Regions from separate parts of the Homo sapiens genome. Here all the other regions are linked to region 3. Evidence: chromatin loops called from intact Hi-C (ENCODE). Cell type or tissue: endothelial cell of umbilical vein. All regions are shown on one strand.

Region 1 (5,000 bases), 130 kb after region 3:
CTCCCGGGTTCAAGCGATTCTCCTGCCTCAGTCCCCGAGTAGCTGGGACTACAGGCGTGCGCCGCCACATCCAGGTAATTTTTGTATTTTTAGTACAGACGGGGTTTCACCATATTGGTCAGGCTGGTCTTGAACTGTTGACCTCGTGATCCACCCACCTCAGCCTCCCAAAGTGCTGGGATTACAGGTGTGAGCCACCACGCCCAGCCGGCTAGAATATTTTTTAAATAAGTTTTTAGGAGGAGAAACTCAAGGAGTACTATCATGTAGATTTCCATGTATTAGTAATTGATTTAGAGTTATTGGTTGATTGACGCAGGGTTTATTTGCATATGAACTTGCCTACATCTTGCAAATACTATATTGCTTCCCTGGTAGAATCCCTACAAGTTGGAAATCACTATCTTAAGGCATGAAGTATCCATTGGGAGAGGTTGTGAATAATTTTCAACCACTTATACCTCATGCTGAATAAATTACAGATTTTTCTAAGGGGAGGTATTTTTTAAATTAACTTAGTTCATTAAGGTATAATTTACATCAGCAAAATGCACAGATCTAAAGTTGACAAGTTTTGACAAATGTATACACCTGTGTAATCAACACCCAGTCATGATATAGAACATTTTCTTCACCCCAGAAAGTTCCCTGGAGTCCTTTTCCAATAATCTTCTGCCCCTCCCTACTCCAGCAGAGCCAGAGGCCCATCTCTATTCCAATTCTTATCACCACATATAGGTTTTGCCTGTTTTTGAGGATAGGTTTTTGATCCACAGCAGCAGTTCTCCAAGGGTGGTCCTTGTACCAGCAGTCTCAACATTACCTAGGAACTTTCAAGAAATACAAATTTTGGGGCCTCAGCTACAGAGTCAGAAACTCAAAAGGAGGGCCAGATGTATTTTTACAAACCTTCCAGGTGATTCTGATGCATGTTCATCTTTGAGAACCACTGATGTAGAGGAGTGTAAGAACTAACTGTTCTTGGGGAGGACAATGCTGGTTGTGTGTTGTGGAGTGAGTGGGAGGGAGCTAGCAGGGGGCCCTAAAGACACATAGCTTGGGTAACACCAAAAGGAAGGAGGAAAGATCAGGCATTTGTTTCAGAATTTTACATTTTTGTCTTGCAAAGTAATAATTGAGTTTTGCAGGCTCTTCTTTAAAATTTCAAAGGTCAAGATGAAAGTCAACAATTTATCAGAATAAAAGCATCAACTTTCATATGAGTTCTAAATTCTTTGTGGAAACACTGGTTATCAGAAGCTTTGATTGGCAGGCAAATGTGCCCTTTTAAATTGAAAAATGAGTGAAATAAATGTGCTTATGAATAAACATTTGGTTGATAGACAGAATCTTTTATAAAATCTTCTTTTCTTGGAAGGAAAAATAATAGATATATCTCTTGATGTTGAAATGGTTGAAACCCAGGTCCTAAATCTGTGTTCACAAACCACAATTTCTATCTACAGAATAATCGAGAAGCAGTATCAAGGACAAAAAACCAAACACTGCATGTTCTCACTCATAGGTGGGAATTGAACAATGAGAACACATGGACACAGGAAGGGGAACATCACACACCGGGGCCTGTTGTGGGGTGGGGGGAGGGGGGAAGGATAGCATTAGGAGATATACCTAACGTTAAATGACGAGTTAATGGGTGCAGCACACCAACATGGCACATGTATACATATGTAACAAACCTGCATGTTGTGCACATGTACCCTAAAACTTAAAGTATAAAAAAAAAAAAAAGACTGTTAGTACACTTACCAAATGTTAAGTTTCCCTAGAGAGGAGAAGAAGGTCCAGGTATATAGCCAGCTGTTTTCCATAGCTCCCTTGTGAGGTTCAAGATGAGAAGATTGGTGAAAGGAACTAATTCAAGTTGCACCTGGATATGAGTGGTGTTTTTGGCACGCACTTGGTTGTGTTAACGCATAGCACTGTTGTACTGGAGCTTCTGAATCACACCAGCTCAGAAGTGTGTTTCCTGTCTTGAATGTTTGCGGGAAATCCAGAAACATATGGTGTATGTACCTAGACTCTCAGCAGCATTATTGCGGTTTTCCTGAGCCAGATTCTAGCCCATATCGTTTTGAAAATTAATTCTGAAGAAGATCTTATGAGTCTGGTGGGATCTGAGTTTAGCCTGAAGTTCCTCCTTCTCTACTTCCAAAACAGTTTCCCTGTGTTCCTTAGATAGATTTATGTGAGACTGAAAGTATTAATCAGTCCTTTCATAGTGTTTGCTGAACAGCCTTCCAGTAGATCCTGGTGGAAGAAAACAGTGGGGCATCCAGCATGAGTCATGGGCAGCTGAGAAAGGTGGAAAGTCCAGGCCTTTTGCCTTTGAGATACCAGCTGGAATTTGGTCCAGCCTGACATAACTGAGGTGGATGACTTTGGTTCATTCTTCACCTACATGATTCTCCCCTACTCACCCTGCGGAGGATGCATCTGAATTTGTGGCAAGGGTTTCAGATAACTGCTTGTCCCGAATTGCCATATAGGTGAAATAAGCACTTGATCTCCTAGGCTCCTTGACTCAGAGAGTCAAGGTAGTTTTGGTCAAAATGTGTCACTCTGTGCTGTCTTCCTGAAGTACAGCCACACACTTCTTCATTCAAAATCTCTCTCATATAAAAGGATATGCATAGCAATGAGCGTCTTTAAGAAAGTGCTGACCGGGCGTGGTGGCTCACACCTGTAATCCCAGGACTTTGGGAGGCCGAGGCGGGCAGGTCACGAGGTCAAGAGATCAAGACCATCCTGGCCAACATGGTGAAACCCTGTCTGTACTAAAAATACAAAAATTAGCTGGGCATGGTGGCACGCGCCTGTAGTCCCAGCTGCTCAGGAGGCTGAGGCAGGAGAATCGCTTGAACCGGGGAGGCGGAGGTTGCAGTGAGCCAAGATCACACCACTGCACTCCATCCAGCCTGGTGACAGAATGAGACTCTGTCTCAAAAAAAAAAAAGAAAGAAAGGAAAGTGCTACCAAACTACAAGCTGCGAGGCCAGTCAGGGTGGCTTAAAGCACAAGTCGTATTTTTTATTATTTTCTATTTTCATCATTTCTCAGTCTATCTTCTTTTTTTTTTCTTTTGAGACACAGTCTTGCTCTGTCACCCAGGCTGGAGTGCAGTGGCGCAATCTCGGCTCACTGCAAGCTCCACCTCCCGGGTTCACGCCATTCTCCTGCCTCAGCCTCCCGAGTAGCTGGGACTACAGGCGCCTGCCACCACGCCCAGCTAATTTTTTGTATTTTAGTAGAGACAGGGTTTCACCGTGTTAGCCAGGATGGTCTCAATCTCCTGACCTCATGATCCGCCCGCCTTGGCCTCCCAAAGTCTATCTTCTTTTAAGCAATATGCTTCTTAGGTAACTTGACTGCCTAAAGACTAAAGGAAAACAACCTGTAAAATTAGAAGAGGAAATTTGAATTTGAATTTTTTTTAATTGTAACATTACTTTGATGCAGCAGTTCCACTTCTAGAGGTCTATCCTAAAGAAATAAGATAGGTACAAAAATGTGCATTTGAGACTGTTCATTGAAGCATTATTTATAATCATGAAAAGTTGGAACCAACATAAATATCTGTCTAATGATTAAATAATGTCTGCTACCAAAGATTGAAGTAGATTATAGTATTAATGTGGAAAGAGCTGTAATATTTAAAGAAAAAAAGAAAAAGACTTCTGGTTTCTGGCCCAGCATGTCAGGAGTTTAGAAGTTACTGCTCCATCATAACAAGTAAAAAGCTGAACAAACTGACACATCCACAGCTCTTCTTAGATCCATCAGCAAAGTGAGGTCACAGGGCAAACTGCTGTCCCTAGAATTGGAGAAACAGGTAAAAACAGATAATCACAAGTTACCTAAGCAGAACAATTGGAAGAAACCAGTGCCAGGGTAGGAAAACGTAGCTGTAATTGATGAATTGCTGGAAGCTCAGGGTGGACAAGTTTGTGAGTTAAAAACTCCAGGGGGACCCAGTCATCAAGGGGCCCCCATGCTTTTGGAAGTTTTACCTCCAGGAGCTCTATCAGGTCCTTACAGAAAATATCAGAGAAAAATCTTTTGCTTCCAGCAAACAGAGAGGAAAAAGAACCATTTTGAAATACCCCAGAATATTCTGTTCTTCTTAACAAGGCCTGTGATCAGGAACAAAATATTTTTTCAGAGCCTGACCTGCTGGAGGGAGGGAAATTCCCAACTCCAGCTCCCTGTAGCCATCCTCTCTCACCTAGATGGGAGGGGAAAAATGAGAAGCACTGATGAAGTTCACAGTCCAGGGGCACATGCTGACAAAAGACTGAGACCTAGTCATGGGACTCTAGAACACTTCCTCTCCCCTCCACAGCTTCCCACCACATTCCCAAAGGCCTGTTTACCACAGTGGCTTTTGCTCAGAACATCATGTCCACTTTTCAACAAAAATTACGAGGCATTCTAAAAGACAAAAGATACAGTTTGAAAAGACTGAAAACAAGCATCAGAGCTAGACTCAGATAGGGCGGGAACATTGAATTTATTAGACCAGGAATTTTAAAATGCTATGATAACTATGCTCAGGGCATTAATGGGAGAATTAGATGACATACAAGAACAGATGGGTAATAGCAACAGAGAGGTGGCAATTCTAAGGAATCAAAAAGAAATGTGAGAGATCAAGAGCACTGTAACAGAAATAGGCTCATCAGTAGACTGGACACAGCTGAGGAGAAAATATCTGCGGTTGAAGATATGGCAATAGAAACTTCCAAAACTGAAAAACAAAGAGAAATAAAAGACAAAAAAAGAGAACAGAATATCCAAGAACTATGGGGTACCACAAAAATTATAACACACACATAATGGAAGTATCAGAAGGAGAAGGAAGAAAGGAACAGAAGCAATATTTGAAATCGTAATGACCAAGAATTTCATCAAATTAATGTCGGACAACCAACCACAGATCTGGGGAGCTCAGAGTACACCAAGTAGGATAAATACCCAAA
Region 2 (5,000 bases), 110 kb after region 3:
TGGGCCTTCAGGCAAGGACTACAGTTCTAACTGGCGTCTGCCAGAGGATGTTTGCTGAGACTAACTTCCCATGGATCCTGAAATCCACATGTGTTTGTTCTTGTTCCCACACAGGAAAGTTCTTTGTGCTGGAGTCTCAGAATGGCTCTCAGGGCCTACAACTGGAGGCTGCTCGGCTTTCCTGCAAGAGCAGGGGCGCTCACCTGGCATCTGCAGACGAGCTGCGGAGAGTGGTACAGGATTGCTCCTTTGCGGTGTGCACCACTGGCTGGCTAGCAGATGGTACTCTTGGGTAAGTTAGGCGAGCACTCCTTTTCCAACTCACCCCAGTTGCACCACCAAGGCTTATATAGGACTCAGTAATTGTTCTGTTGAGGTACCATACAGGCAGAGTACAGTGGGCAGTAGCGTGTTCATGTTTTGTTTTGTTTTGTTTTGTTTTGTTTGAGATGGAGTCTAGCTCTGTTGCCCAGGTTGGAGTGCAGTGGTGCAATCTAGGCTCACTGCAACCTCCACCTCCCAGGTTCAAGCAATTCTCCTGCCTCAGCCTCCCGAGTAGCTGGGATTACAGGCATGTGCCACCATGCCCAGCTAATTTTTGTATTTTTAGTAGAGATGGGGTTTCACCATATTGGCCAGGCTGATCTCGAACTCCTTACCTCAGGTGATCTACCTGCCTCGGCCTCCCAGAGTGTAAGCCACCACGCCTGGTGTGTGTTCATGTTTGAGTTTACTTACAAAAGCATTTTTCTGGAGTTCTGTCATAGTTCTTTTATCCCCTTACTTTGTTATGTTGAATTTTCTTTTTTTGTTTTAGACATAGGGTCTCACTCTGTCCACCAGGCTGGAGTGCTGTGGCACAATTATAGCTCACTGCAGCCTCAACATCCTGGGCTCTAATGTTTCTCCTGCCTCAGCCTCCTATAGCTAAGACTATAGGCATGTGCCACAACACCTGGCTAATTTTTTTTTTATAGAGGTAAAAAATGCTTGCTATGTTGCCCAGGCTGGTCTCGAACTCTGACCTCAAGCAATCCTCCTGCTTTGGCTTCCCAGAGTGCTGGGATTACAAGCGTGAGCCACCCTGCCTAGCCTTGAATTTTTTTTAAGTAATAAAAAGAATACATGCTTATTGTAAAAATTTCAAATAATGCATATATATATAAAGTACAAAGTTAAGTTTCTCTCTTCTTCTCCACCTCAGAGATAATGACTATTAATTGTTTGGTATACATTCTTTATCCCTTTTTTCTGTGGATACTCATCTGCATGTATATGTATAGGAACGTGGTATGGAGGTTTTAAAATATGGCCACAAATTTTTTCACACCACTGCCATCAATAGGTGTGTTTGCCTCTACTGATAGAATACAGCAAAAGTGAGATTACGTGACTTCTGAAGTTAGGTTGGAAAAATCCATGCCGCATCTGTCTAGATTTCTGGGGACACTCACTTTTGTAGCCTTGAGATGCCATGAGGAGTCTGACTGTGCTGAGATGGGTGTGCTGTGAGGAATGCCAGACCACATGGAGGTATCTCCTTTAGGGGCTCTTGCCAACAGCCCTAACCAATGTCCTAGCCAGTGGCTAGCATTAACTGCCAAAAATGTGAATGAAGATGCCTCTAGGTGATTCTAGCCCCCAGCCATTGAGTTATTGCCAGCCTATGAGTCTTGCCAGCTCAGCCCCTAGACATTATACGCAAGACTAGCCATTCCTGCTGTGGCTATTTGAGTGCCTGACCCGTGGAATCCTTTAGAGAAGTAATTGTTATGGCCAGCTAGGAGAAATCTTTCTAATAGTGCTGAAACCTGCTTTGTTTTAAATTTTTATTAATTTATTAGTTTTTTTTGTAGAAACAAAGTCTTGCCTTATTGCTCAGGCTGGTCTCAAACTCCTGGACTCAGGCAGTCCTCTGGCTTCCACCTCCCAAAGTGCTGGGTTTACAGGTGTGAGCCACCATGCCTGGCCTAATTTTATTTTTTAAATTGACAAATAATAATTGTACATATTCATGGGGTGCGTAGTGATGTTTTGACACACATAATTGAGAGTGATCAGATCAGGGTAATTGGCATATCTGTCATCTCAAATATTTATCATTTATTTTTTGCTGGGAACATTCAATATCCTCCTAGCTATTTGAAATGATATGTTATTGTTAACTATGGCCATCCTACAGTGGTATAGAACACTAGAACTTAGAACACTCACTGGGGAAAGGACAGTATCTTCAATAAATGGTGCTGGGAAAACTGGATATCTGTATGCAGAAGAATAAAACTAGACCCCCACCTCTCACCTCATATAAAAATCAACTCAAAGTAGATTATAGAACTAAATGTAAGACCCAAAACTATAAAACTACTAGAAGAAAACATAGGAAGAATGCTTCAGGATATTGGTCTGGGAAAATATTTTAATAAGATCTCAAAAACACAGGCAACAAAAGCAGAAATAAACACTTCTTTAGTCATGCTCAGAGAAGGCAGGAGCCACTTCACTTTTTCCTTCATGCCACAGGAAATGTGAAAGCAAACAAGGCACCAAGAACTACTTTGGTAGATGATGATCCTAAGATGTCTGGCTGGCGAGTGGCCATAGAAAACATAGCCATGCTGACTCATGTCTCCAAATGTGCCAAGTATGAAGCAGCAACTGAATAAAGGGACAACTGAGGCTACATCCAAAGCCTTTTGGTGAATCTGGAACTGTGGTCCTCTCTGCCTTACATTTTATATCTATGCTCTTGAATAGACAAAATATGCCCTGTGCATGCATTTCCATAATGTAGTCAAGTAGGAATATTTTTTCATAATCCTGTTACTATAAAATTTCATCAGATAACCAGAGTATTCACAGATTCTGAAGAGACCGCTTGCAACTAGGCTTAGGTCTCTCAAGCATTGTATGCCAGGACTGGATGATTAGAAAGGTCCATCTTCTGTAGGTTTACTATAAGGTATTAAGACATATTAGTGGATCTCTGCAGGCTGAAATGATATTACCTTACAAAGAAAACATACAGCTGGGTGCAGTGGCTCATGCCTGTAATCCTAGCATTTTGGGAGGCCACGGCGGGCAGATTAGTTGTGGTCGGGAGTTCAAGACCAGCCTGGCCAATATGGCGAAACCCAGTCTCTACTAAAAAAATAAAAATAAATAAAAAAATACAAAACTTAGCTGGGCATGGTGGTGTGTGCCTGTAGTCCCAGCTACTCAGGAGGCTGAGGCAGGAGAATCGCTTGAACCAGGGAGACAGAGGTTGCAGTGAGCCAAGATGGCACCATTGCACTCCAGCATGAGCAACAGAGCTAGACTCTGTCTCAAAATAAATAATGAAAGAAAGAAAATAAAGAAAATATACTTGTTATATTTACTATACAATGTATTAAAATAGTTTTTCTATCCCTTTTTAATTTATTTTTTAAAACATATTATTCTCTTTTCACCATTCCTATTCAATGTCCTTTCATTTTATTTTTCTAGAAACAAGCATCTGACCATTAGTATGTACATTTCACTGTGGGCCTTTCCTGCCCAGGTCTCCACTCCCTCACCACACACTGAAAAGCAATGATTAAATGTGTGGTGCATCTTGTAATTGATGGCATAGTAGACATCTAGCACATCTGCCCTATATCTCTATGAATTTATGTTGAGTGTACACATAAATCCAGAGAATGATAAAGGCCTAGAATGATGAATTCAGACTTTTGGGCCACTTGTCTCCTGGAAACCTTTGCAGATTCCATAAAGTGTGGCTAAAAAGCTGAATAGCAGTTTTAATAGCCACATGGGACTAGGAGGTTGGAGATTTGAATTCACCTTCTGTGTAGGAGGGGACCCAGTGAGCCGTTTTGCTTTGGGTTGGGACCTTGCAGGGCTATGCCCTAAGGGTAAGCTGGACACAGTACACTGTACAGTGAACTGTTCGCAGGCCCTCCTAGGAGAAGCAGCACATCTTCAAATACTCTATAGCCATGAATTCGGATTGAGATGACCCTGAATTTCCAGTGCTCCAGATGTCTAGGAGAATCAAATAAAAATTATGTTTTGAGGAAGATAGTATCCTAGACCTCAATTAATTTCAACAAACAATTTAGCCAATGTAGGATTTGTCACACAATATAAAATAACTAGTTGCATGAGGAGACAAGGCAAGTAGAATAAAATTCAGAAGAAACAATAGGTAATAGAAACTCCAGACATTAGGATTGGTAGATGCAGACTTTAAAATAACTATCCTTGACATGTTCAAAGATATAAAAGATGAGAAGGAGAATTTTGGCAGAGTGTGGAAACTGTAAAAATAACCAAATGGAAACTCTAGACATGAAAAATTCAGTAACTAAAATTAAGAACTTAATGGATAGACCTAATAGCTGATTAAAAAGAGCCAAAGAGGGCTGGGCATGGTGGTGCATGCCTATAGTCCCAGCTACTTGGGAGGCTGAGGCAGGAGGATCACTTGAGCCAAGGAGTTCAAAGTTTAAATACAGTCTAGACATCATAGTGAGACCTTGTTGCAAAAAGAAAGAAAAGAAAAGAAAAAAAAAGAAAAGAAAGAAAGAAGAGAGAGAAAGAAAAGAAAAGGAAGGAAGGAAGAGAGAAAGAGGAAGGAAGGAAGGAATGAAGGAAAGAAAGAAAGAAAAGGAAAGGAAAGGAGAGAAAGACTTTTAAAAAAAAGAGCCAAAGAGAGGATTAGTGAACTGGAAAATATTTCAGAGGAAGATATCCAGAATAAATAACAGAGGGAAAAAGGATGAAAAATTATACAACAAAGGGTAAAAGACAAAGAAGATGTAATATGATTTGAATTCTAAAAGGAGAAGAGAAAGATAAAAGAAAATAGAATAAAAGTAATATGAAAATGATCCACAATTGAAGAAAAACATCCAGACACAGATTCAAGAATCCCTGCAAAGCTCAAGTAAGACAAATACAAAGAAATTCACAGCTAGGCACATCATGGTAAGACTGGTAAGAATCATATATGA
Region 3 (5,000 bases):
CAGAGTGAGGCTCAGTCTCAAAAAAAAAAAAAAAAAAAAAAAAAAAAAAATCACCTAGTCACCACGTGTACATTTGCAGGTTCCTAAGGGTATACTCAAAAGTGGCAATTCAGGTCACAGAATATGCCAATGTTTGATTTTACAGGGCAGTGACAAACTGTTTTCTGAAGTGGTGGTACTGACCACCTTCCCACCAGCAATGTACAGTCATGCACTGGATAATGACATTTCAGTAAATAATGGACTACATATACAATGGTTGTTTCATGAGATTATGATACCATAATTTTACCGTACCTTTTCTACATTTAGATACACAAATACAATTCTGCTACAAGTGCCTACAGTATTCAGTACAGTAACATGTCATACAGGTGTGTAGCCTAGGAGCAACACGCTATACCATACAGCCTAGATATGCAATAGGCTATACCATCTAGCTTTGTGTAAGTCAACTCTACGATGTTCACACAATGACAAAATTGCCTAACAACAAATTTCTCAGAACATATCCTGGCATTTCTGAGGACGTATCTCCATTGTTAAGTGACACATTAACTGTATAAAAGAATCTTCATCCTCTCCAACTGTGGATAATGTCACATTTCTTAATTTTTGCCAATCTCACGAGAGTAGATGGTCACTTGTAATCTTTATTTTGAAATTCTGTGATTACTAGTGATGTGAAGTATCTTTTCATATTTTTTTCCACCATTTATGCTTCCTCTCCTTTAAAATACTAGTTAATGCTTTTTGCACATTTTTCTTTTTCTTTTTTTTCTTTTTTCTTTTTCTTTTTTTTTTTGAGATGGAGTCAGGCTCTGTCACCCAGGCTGGAGTGCAATGGTGCAATCTCAGCTCACTGCAACCTCCATCTCCTGGGTTCAAGTGATTCTGCTGCCTCAGCTTCCCAAGTAGCTGAGATTACAGGTATGTGCCACCATGCCTGGCTAATTTTTGTATTTTTAGTAGAGATGGGATTTTTCCATGTTGGGCAGGCTGGTCTTGAACTCCTGACCTCAAGCAATCCATCTGCCTCGGCCTCCCAAAGTGCTAAGGTTACAGGTGTGAGCCACCACACCCAGCCCCATTTTTTAGTTAGATTGTTTGTCGTTTTCTTATTGATTTGTAAGAGTTCTTTATAAATTCCATAAATTCTGGATACTAAGAATATGTTGGTTTTATGTACTACAAGTATCTTTTAGTTTGTGGCTTTCCTTTCAATTTTCAGGGTGTTTTTTGATGAATAAAGTTTTTAATTTTAATGTAGTAATATATAACAATCTTTTCTTCCATGGTAAACAATTTTTGTGTCATGTTTTAGAAATACTTTCCTGGCTAGGTGTGGTGGCTCACGCCTGTAATCCCAGCATTTTGGGAGGCCGAGGAAGGTGGATCACCAGGTCAGGAGTTCGAGATCAGCCTGACCAACATGGTGAAACCCCGTCTCTACTAAAAATACAAAAATTAGTCAGGCATGGTCGTGCACGCCTGTAGTCCCAGCTACTCAGGACGCTGAGGCAGGAGAATCGCCTGAACCTGGAGGCAGAGGTTGCAGTGAGCTGAGATTGCGCCACTCCACTCCAGCCAGGGCGACATAGCAAGACTCCGTCTAAAAAAAAAAAAAAAGAAATGCTTTCCTACCCCAAGATCATAGCCTCCAATACTTTTTCTAAATGTTTTAAAGTCTTTCCTTTCACATGCAAGTTTTTAATTCAATTATGATTTTTTTTGTATGTGTGAGGTAGGGATCCAATTTCTTTATTTTCCCCATATAAATAATTATCCCAGAACCATATATTGTCCCTCATTTCCCTGTGTTATATCCTGTACCCATGCATTGGTCTGTTTCTGGTTCTCTATTCCATGCCAAATACCTTACTGTTTTACTTGTTATAACTTCATAATAAATTATGATGGCTTATAGAGCAGTCCCTATATCTATTTTTCTTCAAAATATCTTGGCTATCACTTGATCATATACATTCAGAGTCAGTTTTTTAAATGTCCCCCCCAAAATTCCAGATGGCATTTGAATTAGAACTGCATTGAATCCATAGATCTAGGGAGAATGGGTATATCTGTAATACTGGGCCTATCTATACATGAATATATTTCTTGAAACTTATTAATATTTCCTCTAATGTCTGTTAATAACACTGAATCACTATCTCCATATAGGACTTGCACATCTTCTGTGAGATTTTGTCTTTAGATATCTTACATATTTTTTGGATGTCTGAATTTAGGTAAATGAAACAAAAATAAAGTGACATTTTCCTAAATGACATTAATTTCCTTCTTGTGCCCCTAGAAAAGTGTGTGAACCAAAATAAGCACCAAATATCAAATGAATAAAGAAATGCTTTGATATTTCAATTTTTTAAAAAAATAAAAGTTATTCATGGTTAATATGATACCTTCTTTTGGAAATAACTCATACATTAAAATACATAATCAACTGTATAGATGCTAAAGGTATTATTTCTTACATTTAAGAGAACCACTTAAGTTCCAACAAACACATTCTATTTCCCCAGGCAATGATACAGTTTTCATGATTGTGATATTGCTCATCGAAGTAAATATGTAAGAATTCAATAATTCAACATTCTAAGCACAGTGGTGTTCAGGAAGTAGCTGTTAAATGAAGGAATGTCTTCAGGAATAATTTCCATAATTATTTCTTAAAGTTAAAAATTCATAGATACTTCATGTATATTACATCATACATCCACTTGATGAATTACTTTATTTTTTAATTTATTTAATAGGCAATACATTCAAATGGTTCCAATAATAGTTAAAATAATAAAGAGATATATAAAAAATTATTTTCAATAAGTCCTCACTAAAAAAAAAAATCATCCTTAGGTTAGATAAACTTGCCATGGGCACTCCCACAAGGGGGCTCCCATACTTGAAGTTTGTGCTGAACCACTGCAGTACCTAGTTTGTAAAATTTGAACAAGATACAAAAGGGATGATCAAAATTATAATTCTGTCTTGATATATCCCAGGACTGTGACGTCTTAAAACACCTAAAGGAAAATCTAGAAAACTCCCATCTTGCCTGGGATTCGTGCTTTACAAATAATGAAGTTCGTGTTAGAAACTGCTAGCTGCTCACCAAATCCACATTCCCTTCTCCTTCAGGAAACACACCTATACTACATTTCCCAAACCCCCTTGCAGGTACGTACAGCCATGTAACTGAGATCTAGCCATGAAAAGTAAGCTGGATAAATGGAAGCCATGGTTGAAGACAGAAGGGTTTCTTTCAACAAGGTCCTCAATAACTACAGAGAGGAGGATTGCCCTGCTGACCTTTCACACACCGAATTCTATTAGTTGAGCAATAATAGATGTTTAAAAAACATCAGTTATGTTTAAAAAATTAGATGTATATGCCACATTAGCCTACTCTAACTACACTAATTTAGAAACAGATATCTTGATGTGAGGTGCTACTTCGAACAAAAATCTAAAATATGTGACATCTGTCTAGTGTGTCCATCTAGTGGGTAACAGCACAGGAAACATGCATCTGAAGCTGGCAAGATAAAGACATGTTATGTAATATAATTGCTTATGATTATCTGGACAGCAGACAAAGAATGCAGATCTAGAGAAGAGATTACGAAGTGCCAAAAGGTTAGCAAATAATGGTTTCTCCTTCCTATATTTATCAAGGCATTAAAAGAAAGAGTACTCAACAAATAACTAGTTGGTTTGCAAGCAGAAATAAAAGGGAAGAGAAAAGAGAAACTTAGAGCCTCAGATTGTTAGAAAAGTCAACTATTTCTAAATGCCACATAGTAAAAATAAGATTGAAAAGCACTTTGAGCTGCAAATCTCTGTTAAACAGAACAACCAAGACCTGTAGCAAAGATCAGATTAAAGTTGCTCTCCTTCATCCCACACCTATGTTTCAGATGTCTCAAGATAGATACCAGTGAGAAACAGCCATGGGGAACAGGAAACAAAACAAAACAAAACAAAAGACGTCTGGGGCTACAGTCTAAGAATGAATTTAGAGCGTGGTAATTAGAAGACTACTAAGTTCTTAAATTCTGTCAAAAAAACAAAAAAAACCCAGAAACCTGGCCCAAAACATGCTGTGATTATCAACTAATCCTAAGGTTCCCAAAACTACACAGGTAAGAAATGGCTGTGAAATAAGTATGGGCTGAGTATCCCTAATCCAAAAATCTGAAATCTAAAATGCTCCAATGATTTCCTTTGAGTTTCATGTCTGTGCTCAAAAAAGTTTCAGATTTTGGAGCATTTCAGATTTCTGATTTTTGGATTAGGGATTTTCAACATGTACAGTCCCCAGTAAGGGCATATTCCCTAACATCCACTTCAGATGTAGTCATGGAAAATAATGAGCAAGTAAGACCTTTCTGAGGCTGGAGTTAAAAGTCACCAAGACCAATGGTAAGGGAGCCCCCTCCAGTAAACAAAATAGGGAATGGAATGGAATAGAACAGAAACATACCCCTACTGCTAGGATAAGGCGGGCTTCATAATATCTGTTTAGCAGAATCTCATCATTGCTACAAAACAATGATGTGTGTCTTCCATTCTTCCTTTTTACAAGTTTTATTGTTTATTGTTGTTATCCTGTCCCTGCTCCTGAATATGGGGTGAGAGACAGTAGTTGAGGGAGAGTAACAAAACCATTAAGTACCACATCCAGATCTGATGGAGAGGAATGCATATCACCCACAGACCCTGAACTATGAATTGGATGCAGTGAATGAATGGGATTTGGGTTTTCTCTCTTGAGGTTGAGGTGTAAGTGTATTCTCTGTGAAAAGAATAATCACCAACACGGTGCGAGAGGCGGGGAAGGGGAACTGGTACACAGGGGCACTGGGGAACTTTGGGGGGTGATGAAAAATTCATATATTAGGCTGAGCATGGTGGCTCAAGCCTATAATCCCATAGCTTTGGGAAGCTGAACCAGGAAAATTGCTTAAGGCTAGGAGTTCAAG

The links. Peaks named below come from ENCODE experiments on the same cell type or tissue, not always from the same donor. Only the 100,000 strongest peaks of a DNase experiment are listed, where the experiment ranks them.
Region 1: a loop joins it to region 3, with 7 times the contacts of the local background. A loop is called at or near these places in 1 of 110 quality-filtered maps.
Region 2: it touches region 3 in a loop (4-fold over the local background); 1 of 110 quality-filtered maps calls a loop at or near these places.

Annotation. Positions count from the first base shown.
Region 1 is chr3:33,184,407-33,189,406 of GRCh38, reverse strand. The region is part of intron 3 of SUSD5 (sushi domain containing 5); the gene reads left to right. Among named protein-coding and RNA genes, the nearest start is that of SUSD5, 32 kb to the left of the region's middle. RefSeq lists an enhancer at 2,136-2,430. In endothelial cell of umbilical vein, no CTCF peak of the experiment used is centred here; a DNase peak (open chromatin) is centred at 2,076; H3K27ac peaks cover 1,481 bases.
Region 2 is chr3:33,209,220-33,214,219 of GRCh38, reverse strand. It overlaps SUSD5 (sushi domain containing 5), which reads left to right. Exons shown (of 5, transcript NM_015551.2): 2 at 115-292. Among named protein-coding and RNA genes, the nearest start is that of SUSD5, 7.1 kb to the left of the region's middle. In endothelial cell of umbilical vein, no CTCF peak of the experiment used is centred here; a DNase peak (open chromatin) is centred at 2,579; H3K27ac peaks cover 1,564 bases.
Region 3 is chr3:33,317,115-33,322,114 of GRCh38, reverse strand. The region is part of intron 2 of FBXL2 (F-box and leucine rich repeat protein 2); the gene reads right to left. Among named protein-coding and RNA genes, the nearest start is that of FBXL2, 42 kb to the right of the region's middle. In endothelial cell of umbilical vein, a CTCF peak has its summit at 2,910 (motif pointing right); DNase peaks (open chromatin) are centred at 2,994 and 3,594; H3K27ac peaks cover 2,426 bases.